5 separate regions of the Homo sapiens genome follow, and all the other regions are linked to region 3. A link is a loop called in an ENCODE intact Hi-C map of the cell type or tissue named here. Cell type or tissue: dorsolateral prefrontal cortex. All regions are shown on one strand. Region 1 overlaps LOC124902479 (a long non-coding RNA gene). Region 2 overlaps PCGF5 (polycomb group ring finger 5). Region 3 has its middle 58 kb from the start of PCGF5. Region 4 has its middle 14 kb from the start of ANKRD1. Region 5 has its middle 44 kb from the start of LINC00502.

Evidence for each region. A loop is a pair of places that touch in the nucleus more often than their neighbours do. Peaks named below come from ENCODE experiments on the same cell type or tissue, not always from the same donor. Only the 100,000 strongest peaks of a DNase experiment are listed, where the experiment ranks them.
Region 1: it touches region 3 in a loop (4-fold over the local background); 13 of 110 quality-filtered maps call a loop at or near these places.
Region 2: a loop joins it to region 3, with 4 times the contacts of the local background. A loop is called at or near these places in 23 of 110 quality-filtered maps.
Region 4: a loop joins it to region 3, with 5 times the contacts of the local background. A loop is called at or near these places in 13 of 110 quality-filtered maps.
Region 5: a loop joins it to region 3, with 2.3 times the contacts of the local background. A loop is called at or near these places in 16 of 110 quality-filtered maps.

The regions. Positions count from the first base shown.
Region 1 is chr10:91,004,407-91,009,406 of GRCh38, reverse strand. All of the region lies in intron 1 of LOC124902479 (a long non-coding RNA gene), which reads left to right. Among named protein-coding and RNA genes, the nearest start is that of LINC00502, 39 kb to the left of the region's middle. In dorsolateral prefrontal cortex, CTCF peaks have their summits at 2,752 and 2,957 (motif pointing left); a DNase peak (open chromatin) is centred at 2,906; H3K4me3 peaks cover 671 bases; H3K27ac peaks cover 2,213 bases.
Region 2 is chr10:91,249,635-91,254,634 of GRCh38, reverse strand. PCGF5 (polycomb group ring finger 5) reads right to left here. Exons shown (of 10, transcript NM_032373.5): 6 at 3,195-3,343. Among named protein-coding and RNA genes, the nearest start is that of PCGF5, 31 kb to the right of the region's middle. In dorsolateral prefrontal cortex, CTCF peaks have their summits at 2,789 and 2,989 (motif pointing right); a DNase peak (open chromatin) is centred at 2,994; H3K27ac peaks cover 1,766 bases.
Region 3 is chr10:91,159,899-91,164,898 of GRCh38, reverse strand. It overlaps a transcript of PCGF5 not described here. Among named protein-coding and RNA genes, the nearest start is that of PCGF5, 58 kb to the left of the region's middle. RefSeq lists enhancers at 209-745, 642-771 and silencers at 1,022-1,361, 1,562-2,231, 2,332-2,421. In dorsolateral prefrontal cortex, no CTCF peak of the experiment used is centred here; DNase peaks (open chromatin) are centred at 798, 1,328 and 2,108; H3K4me3 peaks cover 3,189 bases; H3K27ac peaks cover 3,914 bases.
Region 4 is chr10:90,904,605-90,909,604 of GRCh38, reverse strand. It overlaps a transcript of RPP30 not described here. Among named protein-coding and RNA genes, the nearest start is that of ANKRD1, 14 kb to the left of the region's middle. In dorsolateral prefrontal cortex, no CTCF peak of the experiment used is centred here; no DNase peak of the experiment used is centred here.
Region 5 is chr10:91,086,860-91,091,859 of GRCh38, reverse strand. No RefSeq gene overlaps it. Among named protein-coding and RNA genes, the nearest start is that of LINC00502, 44 kb to the right of the region's middle. In dorsolateral prefrontal cortex, CTCF peaks have their summits at 2,731 and 2,934 (motif pointing left); no DNase peak of the experiment used is centred here.

The DNA of each region.
Region 1 (5,000 bases), 160 kb after region 3:
TCTTTCTAGGGAGCATTTGTTAATGGGTTGCCCCAGGTGGAACCAGAGGGCTTAGTTGTCTTGCCAGGGAGAAAACAGGTGTCTCTCAATGTGAATTCAGACCACACTCTCCCTGAGACAGTCCATGTGCCTAATTTAGCAGGTCCGTGACTAAAAGGGCTGCTATGCCTGCAGCTTGAAATTAAATGGAATTGTGGCCCAAAGGAGCCACATCTATCCATGGTGATGGTATTAAAAAACAAAACAAAACAAAAAGATTTGGGTGGCAATGGGCATTTCTGATCACCCAGCAGCGCTATTTCAGACTGAAAGCAAACTTGAGGCCTTGCATGGGGAAGAAGGATGAATCCAAAGAATAAGACTTCTCCATGTAGGTAAGAATGGGGAGTCCAGGTGCTGTGGCTTTCGCCTGTAATCCCAGCACTTTGGGAGGCCAAGGTAGGAGAATGAGGAGTTCGAATTCAGCCTGGGCAGCATAGCGAGACCTTGGCTCTACGAAAAAATTAAAAAATTAGCTCAGCATGGTGGCAAGTACCTGTAGTCCCAGCTATGTGGGAGGCTGAGGCAGGAGCATTGCTTTAGCCTGGGAGAGCAAGGCTGCAGTGAGCTATAATTGTGTCACTCCACTCCAGCCTGGGCAACAGAGTGAGAGCCTGTCTTGAAAAAAAAAAAAAAAAGAAAAGAAAAAGAAAGAAAGAAAAAGAAAAGAAAAAAAAAGGGTGGGGAGGTGGACAAAAATTTAGACAATACTTAAGGTGATTGGGGAGGGGGCTCAAAGTAAACCAAGTCAGGAGTGGGAGAGAACCAGGGAGAGGAACTCACTGAGGAGAGGAGTCTAAGTTTTCAGGTACCCATACTGTGAAAACTCAAGAAAGTTAAAAGTAAGTGAGACCTCTAGCCTTACGGAATGGCATGGTCAATGTCAGAAGAGAATTGGAATGAAGGTGGGGGTCCTTACCTATAATTCCCTCTGACATTGACTTACTGTTCTGTGCTTTCATGTGTCCATGTCTACAAAGCCTAGTGTGGAGAGTGAAAAGGCAGAAAAATGGAGCACTGCCCACCTGTATCCTTATTTGATACAGAGGAGAAGTTGCACATCTTTGCGTGTCTGCACCCAGTGGATTCTGAGTGACCAACCAGTACCTTTGGAAAATAGATCCCTGGCAGATGTGGTAGAAGGAGTATTCCCGGAGGGTAAACTCTGGCTAAAAGTGTAAAACCAAACCCTTTTCTTACCCCATAGTTTGGACAAAATGCCCTCTGAAAGACAATAGGGGAGGCTGGACATTGGGGTAACAACTGATTGCCTTGCTGTTGCCTTGCCTCTCTAAGGAGAGGACACTTGGCACTCCAGGCCTTTGCAGATGCACATCTGAAAGTACAGAACACATGATCCCAGAGATCTGGGGCTTGCATAGCCACCTCCTCCTCAGTGGTCATTGACTATCCAGTTGGTCAGCACTCCTCACTGAGCTCTCAATATACCCAGAGCAGGAGGGCATCTAGACTCTGTGAAGATACAAAAGATAAAAAACAAGAAGACTTAGCTTCTTGGAGGAACCTGTGCACAGGGCCTAGTGGTTTGTGGGTGTTTTGTTTTTAATCAGTGACTTTTCCAGTGACAGTTTCCTTGATATATTTCAGAATCTGCTCATTTTGTACTGTTCTTCCCATCCCCCACAAGGAAGGAACAGATTCTTTACCCCCAAGTAGGGTTGCCAGATAAAATCCTGGACATACCATTAAATTTGAATTTTGAATAAATATCAAATAATTTTTTCATATAAGCGCGTCCCAAATATTGCAGAAAAATCAAATTACAGAGTGTCCTGTATTTTCATTTGTTAAACCCTACTCCCAAGGGATGCCTGTTTCTATTCTTGTGAGTGGTTCATTTTGGTTCTTTCTCTTAGGTTGAGATTAACTGGTGATCACTGGTTTTATTACATATGAAAACTTTCGGCACGGTCTTTACCGAAATGGAGGAAAAAAAGTGATTCTTTCTTAAGTTCTTTGGTTAGACTATTCAATAGGCACATTTTTTGTTCTTATCTAATATGGCAGTCTAGTAAGAAAATTGAGGAAAAATGCAGGATTACTAGCTCCCCATGAACCCCTTTCCTCCCTCTGCCCAAGTCTTAACTATACAGCATCACGATGTAAATGGAGGTAGACAAGGAGAGCACAGATGACACCAAAGCAATGCAATCTGAAACTATCAAAAGTTCCACTTCTCACACCACAAACTCCTTTGTTGGTTAGTTGTGAGTGGGTATTTATAGAACTAGCACTGTACTTTCATTTTGAGACAGCAGCTTGCTTTTAGCCTGAGCAATAATTAGATAAATTATTCCCTTCACTTCAGATTATTAGTGACTAAAACTCTGCCTAGAGATTTTTGAAACTTTGATCAGCATAAACTGGAAAAACAGTCACTTAAATGCTGCAAGTGATTTTCCATCTTGTAGGAGGTAGAGATATCAATAATCCTGCCAGGGTAGAGTCTCTCTTTATCAGACCCACCAGCCAGGTATCTTTTCACAAATGTAAAGCAAGTACCTACCCATTGCTTCTTGCTGGAAAAACAAAAAGAGGAAAGTATCAAGTTACCATCAAATGGGATGTTGTTCAGACTAGAAGCTCATTGTTCTGTTTGGAAATACAAACTGTGTGTTTGCTAGAGTCAGAGCTGCTTCTCTGCATACTTTTTTGGTCCTGGGGCTTGCTTTTTTGGGTCCAAGCTGAAGAATTGGATATAGAAAAGAGAAGAAAAGCATGAGATCCAAATCTCATGCTAAAGGAACTGGATGGAGTTTGGCACAGCTTAGCTCAGACTGGACCACTGCTGTCACATGCACGTTGTTATTTGAGACTGAATTACACAGAATGCACTGATGTTGGACTCTGATATGCAGTGATGTAATTGTCATGTTGAGGCCTACAGGGCAAGGCCACCCCCTAGTGGTAGGGGTTGGGATTGCTTCTTATGGAAGAAAAAATTACCACTGAATCATTCCAAGAAAAACCAATTATATCATGATTAGGTTAAACCTTAAATAGCAGTGGCTGAAATACACAAGGGTGTGCTTCTCTTTCTAAAAGGACATCTAGAAGTAGGCATTCGGAGCTATTCAGGTAGATCCTTGTTTCCCAAGGACTCAGGATTCCTTCTTCCTGCTTCATTAGCCTCAATGAATGGCTTGTTCTCAGGGTCACAGGATGGCTGCTGGAGCTCCAGCCATCATATCCACATTGAAGCCTAGAAGGAAGAAAGATGAAAGAGGAAAAATTAATAGCATGTGTGAGTGTATGTGTATTGGAGTGAGACCTCCTCACTGATTCTCCCTTTAAATAGCTTTTCTGACATTCCCCCAAACACTTCCACAGCTGGCTGAGGAATTGAGAAATGAAGCCTGTTATCTGGGCACTTTACCCTCCTAAGTAAATCAGGGTGCTTTTTACTAAGAAAGCGGGGGAATGAATGCCAGGCAGCAGTAGTAGTTTCTACCTCTCTGGGAAGCCAGCCTGAAACTAGAGGGACAGAGAAGTCTTTTCTCTCTCAAAGCCATTTGACAGCTGGGCCCAAACTTTCTGGTGGCAGACATGTGCTGGACTCTCATGTGGAGCTGGACCTGCTACTGAGAATGGCTCTGGTAGGTGTGTTTCAGGTAGCTGCTTTGCCAAAAGTTGAAATTACCTTTGAGGCTGAGCTTTCCTTCCATTATCCATAAGCCTTTGAAGAAGTTTTGTTAATTGTCTGGTGGTGATATGGTTCGGCTGTGTCCCCATGCAAATCTCTATCTTGAATTATAGCTCCCATAATCCCCACATGTTGTGAGAGGAACTAGGTGGGAGGTAATTGAATCATGGGGGTGAGTTTTCTCGTGCTGTTCTCATGATAGTGAATAAGTCTCATAAGATCTGATGGTTTTACAAAGGGGAGTTCCCCTGCACATGCTCTCTTGCCTGCTGCCATGTCAGACGTGACTTTGCTCCTCATTCAACTTCTGCCATGATTGTGAGGCCTCCCCAGCCATGTGGGACTGTGAGTCCATTAAACCTCCTTTTCTTTATAAATTACCCAGTCTTGGGTATTTTATTAGCAGTGTGAGAACAGACTAATACAATAAATTGGTGCTGCAGAAAGTGGGGAGCTGCTGTAAAGATACCCAAAAATGTGGAAGCAACTTTGGAACTGGGTAATGGGCAGAGGTTGGAACAGTTGGGGCTCAGAAGAAGGTAGAAAAATGTGGGAATGTTTGGAATTTCCTAGAGACTTGGAGGGCTCAGAAGATAGGAAGATGTGGGAAAGTTTGGAACTTCCTAGGGACTTGTTGAATGGCTTTGACCAAAATGCTGACAGTGATAGGGACAATAAAGTCTGGGCTGAGGTGGTCTCAGATGGAGATGAGGAGCTTGTTGGGAACTGGAGTAAAGGTCGTTCTTGCTATGCAAAGAGACTGGTGGCATTTTGCCCCTGCCCTAGAGATCTGTGGAACTTTGAACTTCAGAGAGATAACGTGGGGTATCTGGTGGAAGAAATTTCTAAGCAACAAAGCATTCAAGAGGTGGCAGGGCATAAAAGTTCGAAAATTTTGCAGCCTGATGATGCAGTAGAAAAGAAAAAACCATTTTCTAGGGAGAAATTCAAGCTAGCTACAGAAATTTGCAGAAGTAACAAGGAGCCAAATGCTATTCGCTAAGACAGGGGAAAATGTATCCAGGGCATGTCAGAGAACTTCATGGCAGCCCCTCCCATCACAGGCCTGGAGGCCTAATCAGAAAAAATGGTTTTGTGGGCTGGGCCCAGGGCCCTTCTGCTGTGTGCAGTCAAGGGTCTTGGTGCTCTGTGTCCTAGCTGCTCCAGCCATGGCTGAAAGAGGCCAAGGTACAGCTCGGGCCATGGCTTCAAAGGGTGCAAGCCCCAAGCCTTGGCAGCTTTCATGTGGAGCTTGTCCTGTGGGTGTGCAAATGACAAGAGTTGAGGTTTGGGAACC
Region 2 (5,000 bases), 90 kb before region 3:
ACTGCAGAGGAATGAGATGGCTGAGAAGGCTATAAAGCAATACAGACATTGTGTCTCTGCCACTAAGGGATTTACAGTCTAGTATCAAGGACAACACACATATAAAAAAAAGATAGTATCAGTGCCTAGAACTCTTAGGCACATCCTTAATAGATAACAAACTAATCCCTAATTGACAGATAAATATAAGTACTACAGAATTTCAGAAAAGGGATTCACTAGGTTGGGAAAAGCGTCACAAAAAATAAAAATCTCTGGGTCTTGACAGAAGCATAGGATGGTGGAAGAGGAAAGAACACGCCAAAAAGGAAGGGTTGTTCAAAGTTTTAGAGGTCTTAAGTATTCATAACACAAGCTTTTATATAATCTAGATACAGATCTTTTGTCAGATATATGGTTTCCAACACACACACACACACACACACACACACGAGGTGGAGGGGAAGAGACAGAGAGAGAGAACGAACACATACATAAAGGAATAATCACTTGTTTTGAAAGGACGATTTACTAATGGGTTTAATGGGAGATAAACTTATTAAAAGAGGTGCTTGTTAGGGAAGGGCCTTGAATACTAATGTAAGGAGTTATGACTTAATTGTACAGGCCAAAAGGTGGCAAACTTTTGGCCTGTACAATGACCATGTCCTCAGGCCAAATCTGGCTGGCCATCAATTTCTGTAAGTAATGTTTTATTGAAACACAACCAAGCCCATTCATTTACTATTGTCTGTGCTGCTTTAGTGCTATAATGAATAAGTTGAGTAAATTGCAACAGAGACCATATGGCCTACAGAGCCTAAAATACTTACCATCTGACCCTGAGATTGGTCATGGCCCTCACTCTGGGCCTTACACACACTCAGGCAAGTGGCCCTAGCCCTGGATAACAAAAGAAAAATTAAGGGTACAGAAAACACTTAATAACTACTTAAAAAATGTAGATATAAGGGTGAGCAGCACTAAACTGGGGGAATTTTGCAGGACTTAGTGACTGGTTGAAAGAAAAGAGTAACAGATCAAAGATGACGCGAAGCTTTTGAACTTATTTGATTGGCTGAAAGACAGCAGTCATAACTAAAACTGCATGTTTGGACCAAAGTTAGATGAAAGTATAATGAATTAGACAACTTAGACAAGTCAAGTTTCCGGTGTTAGTGAAACTCTCAACTGGTCTATTTAAAAATAGAGACATAACACTTCAGCTTGGGAAACAAAGCAGGGCTGGAAATGAGGACTTAAAAGTCCTTTGCATAAAGAAGAGAACAACAGACATGAGGCCCTACTTGAAGGTGGAATGGTAGGGGGCGAGACAGGATTGAAAAACTACCTATTGACTATTATGCCTATTACCTGGGTGACAAAATAACCTTACGCCAAACCTGTGACACACAATTTACTTATGTAAGAAACCTGCACATGTCCTCCTGAACCTAAAATAAAAGTTAAAAAATCCTTTGCGTAGTTGAAGCCACACAGAAAATGGAGAAGATCTCCTAAAATAGATACAGAGAAAGTATTAGGACATACTTACATATATCAAGTAGAAGGCAAGAAGTAGAGGCAGTGGAGACAAAGCAGGAATGCCACAGGAAAAAAAGGAAGAATCAGGGTAGCTTAGTAAAAGTCATTTATAAACTAAGAATGAAGGTACAAGGATGAAGAAAAGTCCATAAAGGAAAAAGTGAATGGATAAAAGGTCAACTAGAATAGCAAAGTGTCAAAGATGTCAAAAAGGAGAACAACAAGCAGGGGTGGTTAATTTTTCAAATAAATTTCTAAAATTCAATCTTTTATACTTTCATATGAGAAATCATGCAGAGAAGTGGACTTTACGTTTGTTTATGAGAAGATATTCAGCCTTTCCATTGATTTAACTTTCAGTATGAGCTAACTCATGTATTGGAGAGCTAAAGGATGACCATGAACTCTATGAAAAAGAACTTCCCAAAAAGGGGGATGACTTTTGGGAAAGACCATAAGAAACAACTGAAAATACTGTAAGGATAAATAGGTACAGTGGTCATTTCTCTAAAGATAGATGCACTTTATTACATGCCCTGTCCAATAAATTCCCCTTAACAAAATCAATTACCTTAACTATTTGTATGTATAAGACCTAACCAAGTTCCTTGAGTGAAAGATGTTTTTTCTTACTACTTACATCTTCACTGTCTACTGTTCACATAGTGGATAAATATTCACTGAATTACTGTGCTCATATATGTTGTTATAAGATGCCAGGAAAACTTAATCTGAAGTGAAAAATTGTTTTTCACTTCCTAATAGGAAAATGCCATTAAACGTATTAGTAAAAAATTCAACCCACTAGCCTATAGATGTACACAGAGGAAGTAAAAGAAAATTAGAGACAATGAATATAGGCATTTGAATAAAACACAGAATACAGAGAGATAAACAATATTCTCAGTGGCTGACATTTGCTAGGATAAAGTGACAAAAATCTAACAGCTGAAGTAGTGAAGATTTGTAATAAAAATAAAAGCTGCTTGTAATAAAAAGGTAGAAAACATTATTAAAGTAACACCATTTAAAGACCAAAGAAAATCTATAAAAGCAGAGTGTTTTAAACTTCCTATAAAGATCCTCTAAGGAAAGATTCAATTAGCAGAGGCAGAGGAAAACAGTACCAGAAATGGAGATTCTATAGGAAATAACTGAGGGCCTTCAAGGAGTTTAAAAGTTCAGAGGCATTTTACAACATCTAATTTTACTTCAAAACTAATTGATTAAATTATTCACAAAATATGTTAGCTCTGACATGGAAATCTTGTTGAGTTGCAAATAAAAATAGAGAAATAAAGGATAAAATTAGAAGAGAATGAATAAAAGGGCTAGAACTACCAGTGACATGAAATTCTCTAAGTCTAAGTTGGTCACCACTCTAAAAAACAGAAACCATGCATATGAATTTCCAGCAAAGGTATAAAAGGAGAAACAGAGGTGTGATTCTGGGCATTAGCCACTAGATGGTGGCATTGGCCCAAGACAGTTCAGTTGTGGGAATAGTAACCATTTCTAAGCATAGGATTGTCAAAGAATGGCATTTTATTTAATTATGTTAATTAAAACTTTGAAAGCAAACATTTTGAAGCATTAGAAAATTTGTCAACAAATTATCAAGGGTTTACTATAAACTGATCATAAAAATACCATAGTACTTGTTCACTCACCTTTACTACATTGTCCCCTGATTGCCCATTATTTCGTAAACAATCTAGACAGATAGCAATTTGTGGGTCACTTCTGTGATAATCTTTATCATCTTCATTTTCATCACCTTCTTCATCTACTTTCGGTTTGTCAGCTTTTGAAGTATCATCTGTATAATTTAAACAAAACTAAGTTAGCTATAAATCAAAGTTGATTTTAAAGTTAAGCAATCATACATTGATAATCAAAACAAAAATCAACTTTAAAAAATTTCCTAACAGTTTTTGAAGAAGAACTTAGTATCTTTAAAATGTTCCAACCAACTCAGCAATGGAAATATTTTGTAAAAAAAAAAAAAAAAAATTGGAAACTTATTAACATAGCTTAAGATTTCTAGGCTCATTGGGACATCCAAATGAAAGATTCAGGACTAGCTGTATTTAGCCAAAAAAATGATTACAATTAGTAATTAGACTATGTTAGAAAGTGGACAGAATATATAAAAATACTTCCAAATTATTTATAGGTGTATATATAAATTATACTCGTTTATAAATAAGTATATATTCAAATTAAAACCAAATACTTTTCAAATGATAAAATTAAGTTCTCAAAATTTCAAATTACTATTCATAAAATCAGCCAGTGAAAAAAAACGAGTATAATGAATTAGCTTTTTAACATGTATATAGCTATTAATACATAACATGTTACAACTCCATTAAAGATATCTCAATGGCATACTTTATATTATATACAAATGTATTTCACCTATTACAAACCTGTAGCCTATAAATAATGCAGCTATATTTATCATTCATCTGTTGAGTAGTTCTAACTATATGTTGGATACACATCATACAAGGCCTGAGGGAACAATACTGAAACTAGAGCTATCATCCTCTCTCTCACAGTGGTCAGGGTATGGAATCAAATAAAGGCAAGCTAAAAAAAAAAAAAAAAGAAAAAACCAGACAAATACAGGATGTGAGAGGTAAAATGGACTATGCATGCACATATAAAAGAGACAATAAACCCAAACTTTGGGAGTGAAGCAGGGACGATTTCCAGATGAGATACCTCTAAGCTAACACTTGAAAAAATCAGCCAGCTAAACATTACTTGTAGAAAAGCTTCCCTGCAAAGTGACTGGCCAGATCCTTTTTGATGACTGTAGTAAAAGCACTACAGGTATACCATAGAGCGGGGAGGTGGGTTCTCTTTTTTCTACATGTTTTCTTCTCCTTATTTATAGAGAATATACATAGATAGGAGTTGCCTTCTATGAACCAAACTCCTAGCTCCAACAAAAAATCTGAATTCTCCACCCAAGCTAAAGACCAAATACCAGAAATACTTTAAAATGGGAGAAACAATAGGAAAAGGGAGATAAAATTCACAAAGTAGGCTACAGCCCTTCACAAGTTAAACTGTGATACGTAGAACCATAGAGTAAACCTACCACGTAACTTCTGATGACAATCCCTCAGGCTCCTGTCCTCTTGAATAGGCAGTCAAAAACTGGAATATTTAATTAGCCTTATCTTATCTGTATTTTTACTAGAGCACTACTACTATAATTGGTTGTTATTGTTTAATTGCAGTGTACACGTGGGTAAAACAAGCCCTAGTTATTTTTTTGGCCAGGCTTAGCTTCTTTGCCATTTTTTTGTTGTTGTTGTTACAGATAAAAAATAGTCTCTTGTTACCTTATTCTAGCATCAAAACTATTCTCAAACTTCCCCTGCTCTAACAGCCTTGCACAGTTAAGTTGAACGAATAAAATGATAATCTCCATTTTACAGATTAAAAAAGGGAGATCTCAT
Region 3 (5,000 bases):
GACTAAAAGAACTCCTAAACAAAGTAAGATCAGATAGCGATTAAGCGCAGTGAAGAAAATAAAATAGTATTATGGGGTGGCTCCTGGGGGAGGGGACAGGAGATAATGAAGGCGATCAAGAAGGCCTGGCTGAGTAGATGCCGTTTGAGGTGAGTCTTAAATGATGAGAAAACTTTATTCAGTCTTACTAATGTGAGGTGGGAATGAGTCAAGTTAATCTTTGAGAGTGATCACATTGGGAAAAATTCTGTATTCATGAATGGCAACCGAGGTTCCTTTTAGGATCTGGCTTTTTAAAAACCCTCAAAAAACTAGTCTTAAGGAGTCTTCTTTTAAGATCCACTTTTAAAATTTTTCTAATTACTTCAGAACCAGTTAGGTAGACGCAATTACTAGGAGGATTCCTTCAGAGTCTGATACCTCCCTCACTTGACACCAAATACTGAATGAGACAGGACCCAGCCCTGCAGCGAACCAGCGCTCCTCAACCGGTTAATGTAGCCAGGTGGAATTTTGTAACTCTTTCGAGAACGCAAAACAAGCCTTGGGGAATGTGTGGACCCTGACCCCCCAAAAGTTAGTGTGGAAGAGGGGACCCCGCTGCCCTTTTGCACTAAGTCTCCCCCGTCCCTCCGGGCGTCCCTGACCCCCCCACAAGTTATTGTGGAAGGGGGGGACCCCGCTGTCCTTTTGCACTAAGTCTTCCCCGCCCCTCCGGGCGTCATCACTGCAGAGGGGCCACTCTCCCTGGGTCAGAGGTACATAGCGAGTACGCGCGCGTGTGTGTACCCCGCATGAATCATCGGGGCCCGGTCCGCGGGGCGATGATTCATTCACCGCCCTGGAGCTCACGGCCACACGTTCCGGGTGTACTATGACGGCCGCACACGCAGCTTTCTTAATATTAAACAAATGTTTCAAAGTACAAACGCCTGGGGCCAGAAACCTGTAGACCCAGGAGAGGTGGCAGCGAAAAAATAGCACGTTTCGGCCGCTGCCCGAGTGTTGGCGGGGAGGGGATGGGAGCAGCGGGCACGTCCGTCCGTGCCCCCCCACCCCACCACCCCGGCACGCGCGCGGGCAGCGCCCGCAGGGGGCGCGGAGGGCGTACAGGTGGGTCCCGCCGGGTCCTGCCTCCTGCCCCTCCCTGCCACTCGCGGAAGGCCACCGCGCCCTCCCCAACGCGCCTCTCGCTCGCCCCTTTCCTCTCCGTGACATCTTATATAATAACCTGAGCTAATCAAAACGGAAGCGACGCGCGCAGCCGGGAGCAGATGCTCGCGCCCCGAGCCAGCGGCCCCCAAACTAGGCGCCGGGGCGCGCGGCTGCCGGCGGGGGAAGGGCCCGAGCGCCGACTCAGGTCGTCCCTCCTCGGCGGAGGCGCCGCTGCTGCCGGTCCCCATCAGGAAGCCGCGAGCGTCACAAACTGCGTCAGCTTCTTCGAACACATTTCATGGTCTCCCTCCAGCCAGGGAGCCGCTGCTCCCGCGGCGGGGCCGCGGCCAGGACTGGAAGGCGCCCCTCTGGGGAAGAGAAAGTTCCTCGGGGCCCTCCCCTTGCCCGCCCGGCGCCCGGCCCCGCCGTGCCTCCAGCCCCTTTCCGCGCGCCGCCAGCCCGGCCGCGCCGCCCACCGGCCCGCACCGAGGTCAGGTTAGGCAACTTGTGACCCCGGGGCGCCAGGCGGCCCCCTCCCGCCCGCCGGGCTCGCCTGGCTCCCGGGGCCTCCCCCCCGGCCCCGCGGAAAACAGCCACGCCAGAAACTTCCCTGGGCCGCGTCGGGCGGGGAAGCCGCCTGGGTCCCCGCGCATCGCCCTTACCTTGCTCTCGAGAGGCCACGATCCGGGCGGGCCGCGCGGGGCGCGTGGTGCGCGAGCGCGCGCGCGTGGGGCGGTAGGTGAGGGAGCCCGCGCCGGCGGGGGCGGGGCGGGGCAGCGGGGGTGCGAGCGGCGCGGGGCGGGGGCTGGGCCGGCCCGGCGGGCGGGCGCGAGGAGAGCAGAGCCCGCGGCGGCGGCGGCGGCGCTGGCGGCGGCGGGCGCGGGGCGAGCGCGCCGAGGGGGCGGAGGAGTTACCGTGGGTTTGTTTACGCATTGCTGCCCGGCTCGGGGCACAGCCCGCACTCCCTGATTGGACACAAACTGGGGCACAGCCTCTCGCCGCCGCCCGCCAGGCCTCCTCGAGCCGCCGCCGCGCAGCTCCCGGAGCGTCCTGCCGGGCACGGCCCACGGCGGTGCCCAGGCCTGGAGGGGACGAGCCGCGGCGGCTGCCCCGGGCGGGCGTGAAGCCAAGCTTTCGCTCGGGGCTCGCAGTCTCCCACCTGTAGTGGCCCGACCTTGGCAAGGAGAAATTCGAAACTTCTCAGGCCGGAGACTTCGAATCGTACAGCCTCTGAGGGGGCACCTTCTCCCCCCACAGACGGAGGAAGCGTGCCCTTGAATAGATGGAAGGCAGCTCGAATGTCAGTATGCCTCCCTGGCGATGGTCAAGTCCAGGCTTCCCGTATAAGCTGCCCTCCACCCGAGAGCTCGCAGTTTCTTTTCCTGCCTCCAGCTTCTTTGCTTCTAATCGCAAAGTCCCCCCACCCCACCCCACCCCCGCCACCCCACCAGAAGTGACCTTGCCGCCCTGATGCTGAAGATCCTCCAGTGACTCACCATGGCCTCGAGCCTTAATGCCTCATTCTCAGAGTCCTCAATAGCTGGGCCTCCATTTTTCAGTCTCCCCTCCACTTCCCTACCCTCACCCCAAAGCCTCCGTTTACAGACAACACCTGAAATGTGTCTGTCCTTTGACACTTTATTTTGATCCTTCTCTGTTCTCTGCCAGAATACCCCTTAGCCGCCTCCACCTGTCAAACTTTGTTGGACTCAGCTCCTGTAGCCGTCTCCTACCATCTCTGTGCAGTCTTCCTGCTCCCCCAAGCAGAATCCCCCCTTGTGGCTGGCATCATTCTGACCTGGGGGTCAGTTGTGTGCATGTGCTGTACCCTCTCTGATCTGTGGATTCCTTAAAGAGGAGTCTGCTTTTAACAGAGCTCTGGTGATGGGAGAAATGAAAGCTGTAAGACTAATATTGCCTCCGAGTGTCTGCAGCTCTGGTGAGACTGGAAAAGTTCAGGAGTCTTTATCAAGAGGCTCTCCTGATAGGTCCGCAAACCTCATCTTGCAGGAAGCAAACACTTCCAAAAACTGAGCATGCCCTCCATTTTTCCTGCGTCTCTATATCTCCTCCCCACCACACCTAGCTATGTGCCCTCCATACTCATAATGGGCACTTAAGTAACCCTTGAGGAATAAAATTGAATTCTACAGAGATGTTCCTTAAGCCAAGGCTGGCGGTGATCAAAGAGAATAGAGTAAATCATGAAAAAGTAGACATGAACCCAGTCATTTTACAGCTAATTCCTAGGCTAAGAGCCTTCCGGCCCTGTTAGGTAGTGTGGGTTTGTCGCTGTCTGATCACACACTGAAGTAGACCCTGACCCTTCTTGACTCCTGGGACTGCTAGATTTTTTTCTCCGATGCGCTGCTTGCAGTCCCATTAGGAAAAGTGTCTTTGAACTCTGCAAGTGAATCCAGCGAAAGTATTCTTTCCCAAGCGAGTCAATAGCAATAATTTAATGCAGCAAATTAGTTACAAGTGTTGAAAGAACTGGACGTTCAACTAGGGTAAGGTGAGGCAATCCTGAGATTAGCAACTGCTGGACGTGCCTTCTCCCCTGAGGCTGGAGGGGCAAAGAGAGGAGACAGCCGGAACCCTGGAGGGCTTGTCCAATAGGAGTTGGAGCCACAAAGTTAGTGCAACTACTGCGGCAGACATCTTCCAAAGTAGGGGATGAGAGTCCCCCTGGCTTCTCCCTGCCTCCCACCCTCCAAGCCCACCCAGTGGTGGAAAGCAGGAGAAGCCAGTGGACAAGATGACAGAGGGCAGGGCTCAGAATCCCTACAGAATATGTGACAGCCGCAAAAGGAGAATGGGTCTGAGAGCCCAGCGGCAAATGACTGGCACCTGGGCTTGGGTGCTGCACCTGGTTGCCTCTTCCTTTAGGCCGGATTCCGCAGTGCAGCAGGAACTTTCTCTTCCCGAGGCCTAGAATTCTCTCCTTCTTACTTGTCCCTCTTTGCCCTTCTGCTTCCATTACCGTTCTATCCTCTTCTTCGCCGTCACTCCCTTACATTTCTTTTTTCTGTCTCGTCTTGTGTACTCTGGCTCTCGTTTTTTCTTTGTGTTCCCATATATCTCCGCCTGACTTCTTTTCCCCCCCAGAGTCTCTTCTCCCCTCTTCTTGTCCTACTCCTCCCTGGGCAGGATGGCAGCTTTCTTCAGCATGAAGGAGATGACCAGTTGCCTATGGAAGGAAGAGATTAGGAATTATCCTGTTGCTGCCCTTCCAGACAGTGTAGTAGATATTTTACAAACGTTCTCATTTAATCTTCATCTCACTCCTACTAGCTGGGCAACATTTAATATAATCTGGTGACTTTGCTATTGCCTGTCACAAGGAAGGCTTTGTGCCCGTCACCAACAACACTGCTGACGGTTCTCTTACCTTTCCTGTACGTGGTTCCCTGCAACCTTTCTTCTTATCCTACATCTTTTCCTTTCATTAGCACAGATACTTCGCCCAAATCCCAACGCCCAACAGTCTAATACATCCGCACTTTAAATCCCCAAAGACTGAGAATGGCTATTTAGAGGAGGTGCATTTCAGCTGGCACTTGAAGGATGGATAGATTTTCAACAGATGGAAATGGAGGAAGGGTATTCTTGGTGGAAGAGTAAATTATGTGGTTTACGTTGACTGAAACAAGGGATAACTAAGAAATGAAGCCATATTTCAGAAACTTGTCTTCAGCTCTCAGTTCTCTGAGACTATTCCGAAACACAGATTAACCATGAGCGTATTAAATATAGATATGATTTATATAATTAGAATCATAGTGTTTAAAGCCAGAAAGAATTTTCAACATTGTTTGGTGCAACGTGTCCAGTTTTAAGTGAGG
Region 4 (5,000 bases), 260 kb after region 3:
TTTCCTGAACAGTAGGTTTCAATGATGGGCTTAAAATATTCAATAAACTATGATGTAAAAAGATGTGCTATCATCAAGGATTTGTGGTACAATTTATAGAGCACAGGCAAAGTAGATTTAGCATAATTCTTAACAACCCTAGGATTTTCAGAATGGTCAATGAGCATTGGTTTCAACTTAAAATCACCAGCTAACAAGGGAGTCAAAGCTTTGAAGCTTTGAAGCCAGGCATTGACTTCTCCTCTCTAGCTATCAAAGTCCTACATGGCATCTTCCAATAGAAGGCTGTTTCATCTACATTGAAAATCTGTTGCTCAGTGTAGCCATGTTAATCAGTTATCTTAGCTAGATCTTCTGGATAACTCGCTGCAGCTTCTTTCTTCTATCAGCACTTGTGCTTCACCTTGCACTTTTATGTTACAGAGATGGCTTCTTTCCTCAAATCTTATGAACCAACTTCCGCTGCAGTTCTCCAACTGTTTTCAGCAGCTTCCTCACTTCTCAGCATTCATAGCATTGAAGAGTTAGGGCCTCTGGATTAGGCTTTGGATTAAGGCATTATTGTAACTGGTTTGGTGTTCTATCCAGACCACAAAAACTTTCTCCATTCAGCAATAGAGCTGTTTTGCTTTATCATTTGTGTGTTCACTGGAGAAGCACCTTTAATTTCCTTCAAGAACTTTTCCTTTGCATTCACAACTTGAGTGAGAGGCATAGTTTTCAGCCTATCTTGGCTTTCTACATGCCTTTCTCAATAAGCTTAATCATTCCTAGCTTTTGATTGAGAGAGATGTGTGGTTCTTCCTTTCACTTGAACACTTAGAGGCCATTGTAGGGTTATTAATTGGCCTAATTTCAATATTGTTTTGTTTCAAGGAATGGGGAGGCCTGAAGAGAGGGAAGGAAATGGGGAAAGCTGGTCGATGGAGGAGTCAGAACACACACAACATTCATGGATTAAGTTCACTGTCCGATATGAGTGCAATTTGTGGCTACCTAAAACAGTTATAATAGTAAAATCAAAGAACACTAACCAACAAAACACATATAATAATAATGAAAAAGTTTTTAATATTGTGAAAATTACCAAAATGTGACATGAGCGAGACAGGAAACAGGCACATGATGTTGAAAAAATGGCACCAATAGACTTGCTGGTTACAGAGGTGCCACAAATCTTCAACTTGTAAAAAATTCAGTATTTGCAAAGCACAATAAATTGAAGCACAATAAAAGGAGGTATGCCAGTAGTTCTTGGCCAGGTGCTAGGCCAGGTCCTAAGACCTGTGGTAAGAAAAAGAGATTGTCCATGACATGCCCTCCTGGAAGAGATGAATATTAAAGGAATAATGAGGAATAAATACATAGTCATGTGCCACAGAATGGTGTTTCGGCCAACAATGAACCACATATACAAAGGTGGTCCCATAAAAATAAAATGAAGCTGAAAAATTTCTATTGATAGCAACATCCTAGCTGTTGTAACATCATAGTACAGTGCATTACCTTTTCTATGTTTGTTTAGATACACAATATACTTACCACTGTGTTATAGTTGCCTACAGTATTCAGTACAGTGACATGTCGTACAAGTTTGAAGCCTAAGAGCAATAGGCTGTATTGCTCATATAGCCTAGGTGTTTAGTAGGCTGTATCATTTAGGTTTGTGTAAGTAACACTCTGTGATGTTCACACAACAAAACCGCCTAATGATGCACCTTTCAGAACGTATCCCTGTCGTTAAGTGAGGCAGTAAGTGCACAGTATCTGTCTGTTGTAAATACGATGAAGGAAACAATACAGAGTGTCTAAGATGATGAGGCTTCTATAAAGACTTCTTTGAGGTGGTAACCTTTAGGGTTTGTCTGAAAGGTAAACAGGAGTTATTCAAGAATCAAGTGTTCCAGGTAGCAGGAACACTGCTCTATGGAATACAGCAAGGATATGAGAAATGTTTGGCACTTGTGGAAATACATGAAAGCCAGTGAAGTCTGATGTAAAACACTAGCACCAAGAGACCCATTTTGGATAAGATCATATATGTTAACCTCTTAGATATGCCTCTAACTATCTGGGAGAGTGTATACGCATAGTCCATAACCAGAAGGTCTTCCAGTTATCTGGTCATAGACACATATAGAGTTGTGAGAATGGTTTGAAATATTTTTGTACCTTTTCTGTCTAGTACTAATCCAGGGAGTCCACCTCCCACAGGCATTGGGGATTTCATTGTTATCTCTCTGACTCCCAATCTTGTTTGTTGGCCCCTCTACCTTCCCCACAGGGGTCCTGGCTTAAGTTTGTCAGACTTTTAAGGCTCAGGGTCCTTCAATTTCTTCCAAGTGAAACATCTACAACACAGACATTTCTCTTGCCAGTGCTGATGTCTCATGTGGCATAACTTCAACGTGTTACCACCATGTGACCAACTTTTCTTTATGGTATCTGCCTCAAATCCACCTCCCCTAAAGAGCTGGGAGGGTACACGAGAGAAGAGAATAAAGAGTTAAAAAGTTTTATGTTGCCACATATAAATATTTGCACTAATAACTAGGTAGAGGGCATGAGAGACAATATGGAATAAATCCCATTAGAATTAAGACAACTCTTAGTTATTTCTGCTAATGGAAAAGATAAACACGTTGGGGGAAATTTTTAAGTTTTTAATCACATAGTCAATTTTTTTATAAGGTTCTCTCCTTGCCTTCTCACTGACTCAACTCTTTGCCCACAATCTTTCATTTTGTGTTTGCTCTTCAGTGAAGGGCACACCACACTGGCCAATGGAGAGTCCTAGAAGTTGTTTTTGACCTTCTTTCCCTCATCCTTCTCTTTTAAACAACCAGGTCTTACCAAGTATACTACATAAGTAGTGCTGTGATCTGTCCATGTTTTCCAATCCTAGGTGCCTCTGCCCTAGTTCAGGTCACCATTACTTCTCATCTGGATCAAATAGCCCTCCTAGGCTCCTGGCCTCCAGGCTTGCTTACCTCCAGAATGTTTTTCAAGTTGCAGATAGAGGGATTTTTCTAAAATGCAATGCTGATCAACTCACTCTCCTCTTTCAACCCTTCGATGGCTTCACATTTCTCTCAGGATGAAATAAAAACTCCTAAAAATGTCTTATAAAATCCTTAAAATCTGGCTGCTGTTAACTCTTTATTCTTATCTCTCATAACCTTCCTAGCCAAACTCTAAATTTCAACTCAACTAAATTTTCAGTTCCTTAAAAAATCCAGGCACTTGCTTTACTGTTTTCACATACTGTGCCAGCTCCCTGGAAGACTCTTCTTCCCACTACAGCCCACTCCACGCCATCACATCACTTCTCATTCCTCCCCTTTGTTCTAGCTGTATTTCCTCCAGGAAGCCATCCTTGAGTCCTTAGATTCTATTAGTTCCCCCAAGGTGTCTTCCTGTTGTACTTTGCTTTTTCCCCATAACATCTGTCATACTTCCTTCCCCCTCCTCTTGAACACCCAATACTCATTATGCCAATACAGAAATGAGTAACAAAGGAAGCAACACATCACCAATAATCCTGGTTTCATGACATTCTGATTATTTCTGTGCACATTATGGGTATTGTGTATTTAGCTTTACAACTTCAACTGAACAACTTATTCTAGACATCTTTATAGACAGTATTCTTTTAATGTACAATGAATTATTTAATCCTGTTATTATTGGGTATTTAGGTTGTTTCCATTTTCACATTTAAGACATTGTTGCAGTGAATATCCTTATCCATCCACCCTTTATAATTAACCAGTTATTTCTGAAGAATAAATTGACATCAAAAGTATAAGACTTGCATCAAATTGTATCTCCCTCCACACCATCTTGAAAATACCCACTTTATAAATCTTTTTTTCTTTTAACTTTCAACCTGATCAGCCAGATATATTTGTGGTGATTTCCCCCTAAATGACTAGGAAAGTTCAGCATCTTCATGTTACTGGACATTTAAAAAAATCAACTTTATTTGTCCAATTTTCTAAGTCAGGTCTCCTGGAAGCAGCATTTCAAATTAGGATTCTTGTGTAAGTGACTTACTGAGAGTCCTCTATAAGGGAATGAGAAAAAACAGAACAGGGCAGAAGAGGCAAATATGTGGTTTCAGGAGAAATCCACACACAGCGTAATCCCATGGGGTGCTCAGGAGCATAAATTGTACCACCGAGGCCAGTGGGCCAGGCTGTAATGTCCTGCATCAGTCACTGGCCATGGGCCAACCTCAGAGGAGACAAAACTTCCCAGGTATCTTCAGGTAAAGTGACTCTCATCAGCCCAGGACAATCCTCTGGAAAAGGGTGAAGATAAGTCATTAGTACCCAACATCTGAAGCACTGGCAATATAGGTACACCACCCTGGGAATGGGGATCTCTATGGATGCTAACAGCATGTCATGTTGGGTATTTAAAAAAAAAAAATTCTTAAAAGCTAAGCATATGAAACCTTCCTGGAATATGTATTGTAAATGTACTTTCCTACTTGTTGTTATGTAGAGACAAATCAATCAAACTTTGTTTTCTGGCTTTGATGACCATGCTCGGCAGGTCTATTGCAATCCAAGATTATTATTTTTTTAATTAACTTACATTTTCCTCTAGTATTTTACAAGTTTGTTAAAAAATTTAAATCTTTAATCTACCTGGATTTACTATGGGTGTGTATTGGGTGTGAGATAGAGATTTGACTTAGTTTTTTCCTAAATGATAGCTGACACTTCAATATTTAAATTAATATAATGAAGTAATAAATAATAAAATAGTTGGTACTTTCTTTTTTTTAGACAGAGTCTCATTCTGTCGCCCAGACTGGAATGCAGTGGTGCGATCTCAGCTCAGTGCAACCTCTACCTCCCGGGTTCAAGCAATTTTCCTGCCTCAGCCTCCCGAGTAGCAGGGATTACAGTCATGGGCCACCATGCCTGGCTGATTTTGTATTTTTAGTAGAGACGGGGTTTTGCCATGTTGGCCAGGCTGGTCTTGAACTC
Region 5 (5,000 bases), 73 kb after region 3:
ATGTGCCTTTGTGGGGTGTGAGGGAGAAGTTCTATTAACAGAAGAAATGAGGTGGATATCTTACTACTTTAATCCCAGCACTTTGGGAGGCCAAAGCGGGTGGATCACGAGATCAGGAGTTCAAGACCAGCCTCGCCTATATGTTGAAGCCCCATCTCTACTAAAAATACAAAAATTAGCCGGGTGTGGTGGCATGTGCCTGTAATTCCAGCTACTCAGGAGGCTGAGGCAGGAGAATTGCTTTAAGCCGGAGGTGGAGGTTTCAGTGAGCCAAGATTGTGCCACTGCACTCCAGCCTGGGTGACAGAGTGAGACTCCGTCTAAAAAAAAAAAAAAAAGAATAGCCACTCTAGTCAGCTAAATTACCTGCAGGTCAGAAAAATTGTTATCAACATAGAGTGGGGAAAAGGGAGAGAGACAGATGGGCTGAGAGGAGGACAAATGCAGGGACACTAAATTCATCTTCTGCTGTCTGCTCCCACTAGTGGCAAATACCGGTGCAGTCTGTTTAGAGTATCTGTGAACCAAATCTCCATGCATGTCAGTATCCTCTCATGAGGGCCATTCAAGCCGTGTGCAGCATTCATTAGTAGCACTATAGAAGGCTTACGGTAGCAAGGCATGACTTTTGAATCAGTAGCTTTGGTTTTCTCATCTATAAAACGTGACTAATAATAATGCCAACCTCACAGAGGTGTCATAAAGCTTAAAAAGAATCATGCATGCAAAGCACTAACTTTTACTGAGCTAAAAGCAAGCAATGCAAAGTAGGACAACAGTTCTTGTTAAAAAGTTCTGAGGAGTTAAGAAATTCTTCCTAGGTCACATAACTTGTGGTTTAGAGAACAGGGTTTTAAACTCAAAGTATGTCTGATTTCTGGGCCTGTGCTCCTTTCACTAGCTCCATAAACATGCAACCTTTTCATATGGAGGTTTGAGGTTAGACAGGAGCAATTTCTCCCTACTTGTTTGTCACAGCCCGTTATTATACAATAGCATAGTTTGACTGCAACTCCCCTGAGAGTCATGGGGAGAGTGGAAAGATCTACAGTGAGAAGTGTTTGCTGAGGACCACACATTGTAACTTTATCATTAGAATTAAGTCTTTAGAAACAAATGAGGAAAAACTGGGAGTTTTTAATACAAGCAATGGTTTACCTAAAAGAAGTGCTTCTTTCATGAAAAGAAAATAATCTAGCAATATTCCACCTTAAAGAAGGAATTTCCTCCTGATTTCTGTTTTTAGGTTATTTGCTTTTAGCTGTTCTGCTGCCACTTTTAACAGTCTGAGCTAACTCCCTCTCCATGTCACTATCTTACTCCAATTGCTTGGCTACCTTAGGAAATGCAAACTAATTTTAATATTAGTCTAAGCAAAAATAGAGCAGGATCAATTGGCTTCTGAAAAGAAATACCATGACACATACTTAAATGAATGAGAAGAACATGGGGGATTATCCCATAGTGTTTATTAGCCCAGCAGGGCTTTCTTAGGGACATGTCATCTATAGAGAAATAATACTCCAATTTTACTTGTCTCTGTTATTATGTATGTCTGCCGAGGGTCTTTGGGTAGAATAGCAGCATAGCTAGTCTACTTTGGCTAATCACTCTATCACACTCTCACCCTTGTGATTAACTCTAAGATAAAAACAAATAAAACCCAAACAAACAAGATGAAACCCTCAAAGCAAAACCCAGAAACAAGACAAAGGAAATGTTCCTTTTCTCTCTTGAACCCTATTTCATGGTTATTTTAACATATTTTATGTCTTTACATATTTTGTAGCCATTTTGTATTTATCATTACTTTACTCTCTGTAGCCATCAAGAAAAAATACTGAAAATGAACAGTACACATCTCCTGCTCAATGTCTTTAGCCACTCTGAAATTGTCTTTGGAACAATCTGAGTGGTTTGCAAGCAGATGTGATTGCCGAGTGAAGAGATTCTTAAGCACCTGAAGAAATAACAAGAGGAACTGCCACACTCTGGGCACACACAAGGACCAGGCAAAAGCCAGGAGCTTTATACCTTTCAATTCATTTGATCCTAACAGCAACTTTATGAGGCAGGACTTTTCCTTATGCCCATTTTGCAGATGAGGAAATCTAGCCTTAGGTCCTCCATCTAGTAAATGGGAATTGTGATTTCAATCCATATAACAATAATAAAACAATGGCCAACATTTGTATTAGGCTGTGTTTGCATCATTATAAAGGAATATCCGAGACTGAGTAATTTATAAAGAAAAGAGGTTTAACTGGCTCATGGTTCTGCAGGCTATATAGGAAGCATAGCGCCGGCATCTGCTTGGCTTCTGGTGATGGCCTCAGGAAGTTTACAATCATAGCAGAAGGGGAAACAGAGCTGGCACACCACATGGTGAGAGGGGGAGCCAGGAGGTAGTGGGGTGGGGACGGGAGGTGCCAGGCTCTTTAAATAACCAGTTCTCACATGAACTAACAGAGCGAGAAGTCACTTATTACCATGGGGAAGGCACAAAACCATTCGTGAGGGGTCCACCCCCATGATCCAAATACCTCCCACCAGGCCCCACCTCCAACATTTGGGATTACATTTCAACATAATATTTGGAGGGGACAAACGTCCAAACTATACCAACATGTATTAAGCATTTATCATTTTCCAAGAGCTCTTCTAACAGTTTGGCATGCATTAACTCATTTAAACTCCATAAAATCTCTGAGAGGTAGGAACAATATATAAACACTTCAATTTAGCAGATAAGGATACTGAGGGACAGTACAACTTAAAGCCTGATCTCTCGGTGGGAGCTGGAGCGGCTTCCTCCTTTGTGATTTTCCTCTGCTTCAGTCGTATTCACCTCCCAGAGACTATCATCTGCCCCTGCTAGTTGTAGAGCAGATAGGATTCAGAGAGTTGGTTGTATAAGCTCTATTGTGACCTCTTCTGGCAATTAGATTAGAAAACAATTACATTTAGCTATAGCATATTCATTGGGGAACAGGGTGTTTCAGGAGTTGAGTAAAAAAAAAAAAAAGCATTTTTTAGGAAGACAAAATAGGATCATACTCAGTATTTCCTTCTAAAACTTTATTCTTAGCTCTTCTGCCTGAGAGTTACACTGTTGAGAGAAAACGAGGCTGCACCTGCCTTAAGGGCTGCAGAATGTTGCTACTTTGCTGTGGCAATTTTCTGTCCAAAGACATGGAAAAGGCCATGCCCCGGGCAGGGGGTCAGGCCAAGGGATCTCCAAGGTCACTTCCAAGGAAAATTAATATGTCTGGGAGACACAGGAAACTAAGGACCCAGGAAGTTCAGTCAATATTGGGCGAGTGTAGGCACTCCTCTGGCTGTTGCAGGACATCATTGACCCTTGTGAATCTTAAAGGCCAGTGCATACCAGTGCTGGTTATATTTACACAACGGGCTAAAATTAGCTGGCATGCTCTCCTGGCAACTGGAAAGATATAAGGCTCCCAATTTATCTAGCAATGCTAATTTGGGCAAAACCAAAAATGGTTCTTTTGCTGTTCTCAGTGCATAGGCATTCCACAACAACAGCCTTTTCCTTCCTCTTCCTCTTCTCTACATTTAAGGAAATTTCAAATATAAATCCAGGCTGACTTTGGTTCTGGACAAAACTACAAATATGGAAACCTAAAAGGGGTCCTATAAACAGAAGGGCTTAGGGATTTCTCTGTGTTCAAAGTAGAACAAAAATAAGGTAAAAACATGTTACTATTTTCCATTAACACTGGAAGACACGAACTTAGAAGGGCACCAGTTAGCACATCAGCATTGTGCAGCTGGAACCTTCAGGGGAGGGGTGAATGAAGGCCTTGAATGTCATGGTAAATGCCACTCAAGATGTAAGCAGCCTAGATCCACCCCTGGCTGGAATTGTGAATGTCTTCACCTCTTTGAAGTGCCTGTAATCTGTCTTGAAGAAGAGTGCAGCTCCACAGGTATAAGTTTCACATGTATACAGCTCCACATGAAAGGGAGATAGAATAAATTATTCATGCCCACTAAAAAGTAATATTAGGACATGAGGCACATATTTGTGATACATCCAACAGACCCGCTGATTGGAAGAGAGAGTGGAGAAATGAGAAGAACCCAGGTTTAGGTGTTAAAGAGACCTGAGTTCAAGCTCCATGGTCTCCTTGGGTAGCAGGTAGTAGACCTGAAATTACTGTTCAAGCCTAGACTTGTCTTTAAAGGGTTATCAGGGAAGCCAGTGATGGTGAAATTTAAATTGAGTATCTGGTGTCTGAGGATGGCTAAATGAAAAAAACAGGGAATATATAGAAGGAAAAGCATTTGAAAGAATAAGTAAGGTTTCAATAAAGTATAACAACTATTATATTAAAGGTGTTATAGAAAGAGACCAGAAAATGTAAAAAAAAAAAAAATTTCATTAGGGAATTTAAAAATATAAGTCCAAATTATAGAACATTCTACCTAACAGCTGCAGAATATACATTCTTTTCATCAGAACATGAAACATTCTCCAAGATAGAACATATGTTAGGCCACAAAACAAGTCTCAACAAATTTTTAAAAATTGAAATCATATCAAGCATCTTCTCAGATCACAGTAGAATAAAGTTAGAGAAACTTCAGAAACTATATAAATACATAGAAATTAAACAGCATGCTCTTGAATGACCACTGTATTCAATGAATACATTAAAACAGAGATGAAAACATTTGGAAGCAAATGAAAATGGAAGTACAACATAACAAAACCTGTAGGATATGGCAGAAACTGTGCGAGGAAGGGAGTTTGTAGCATTAAATGCCTACGTTAATAAAGTGGAAAGATTATAAATTAACAATCTAATCATGTACCTCAAGGAATTAAGGGCAAATCAAACTCATATTAGCAGAAGAAAAGAAATAACAAAGATCAGAGCAGAACCAAATGAAATAGAGACTAAAAATACAAAGGATCAATGATATGAAAAGTTGGTTCTTCCAAAAGATAAAATCATAAACCACCAACTAGA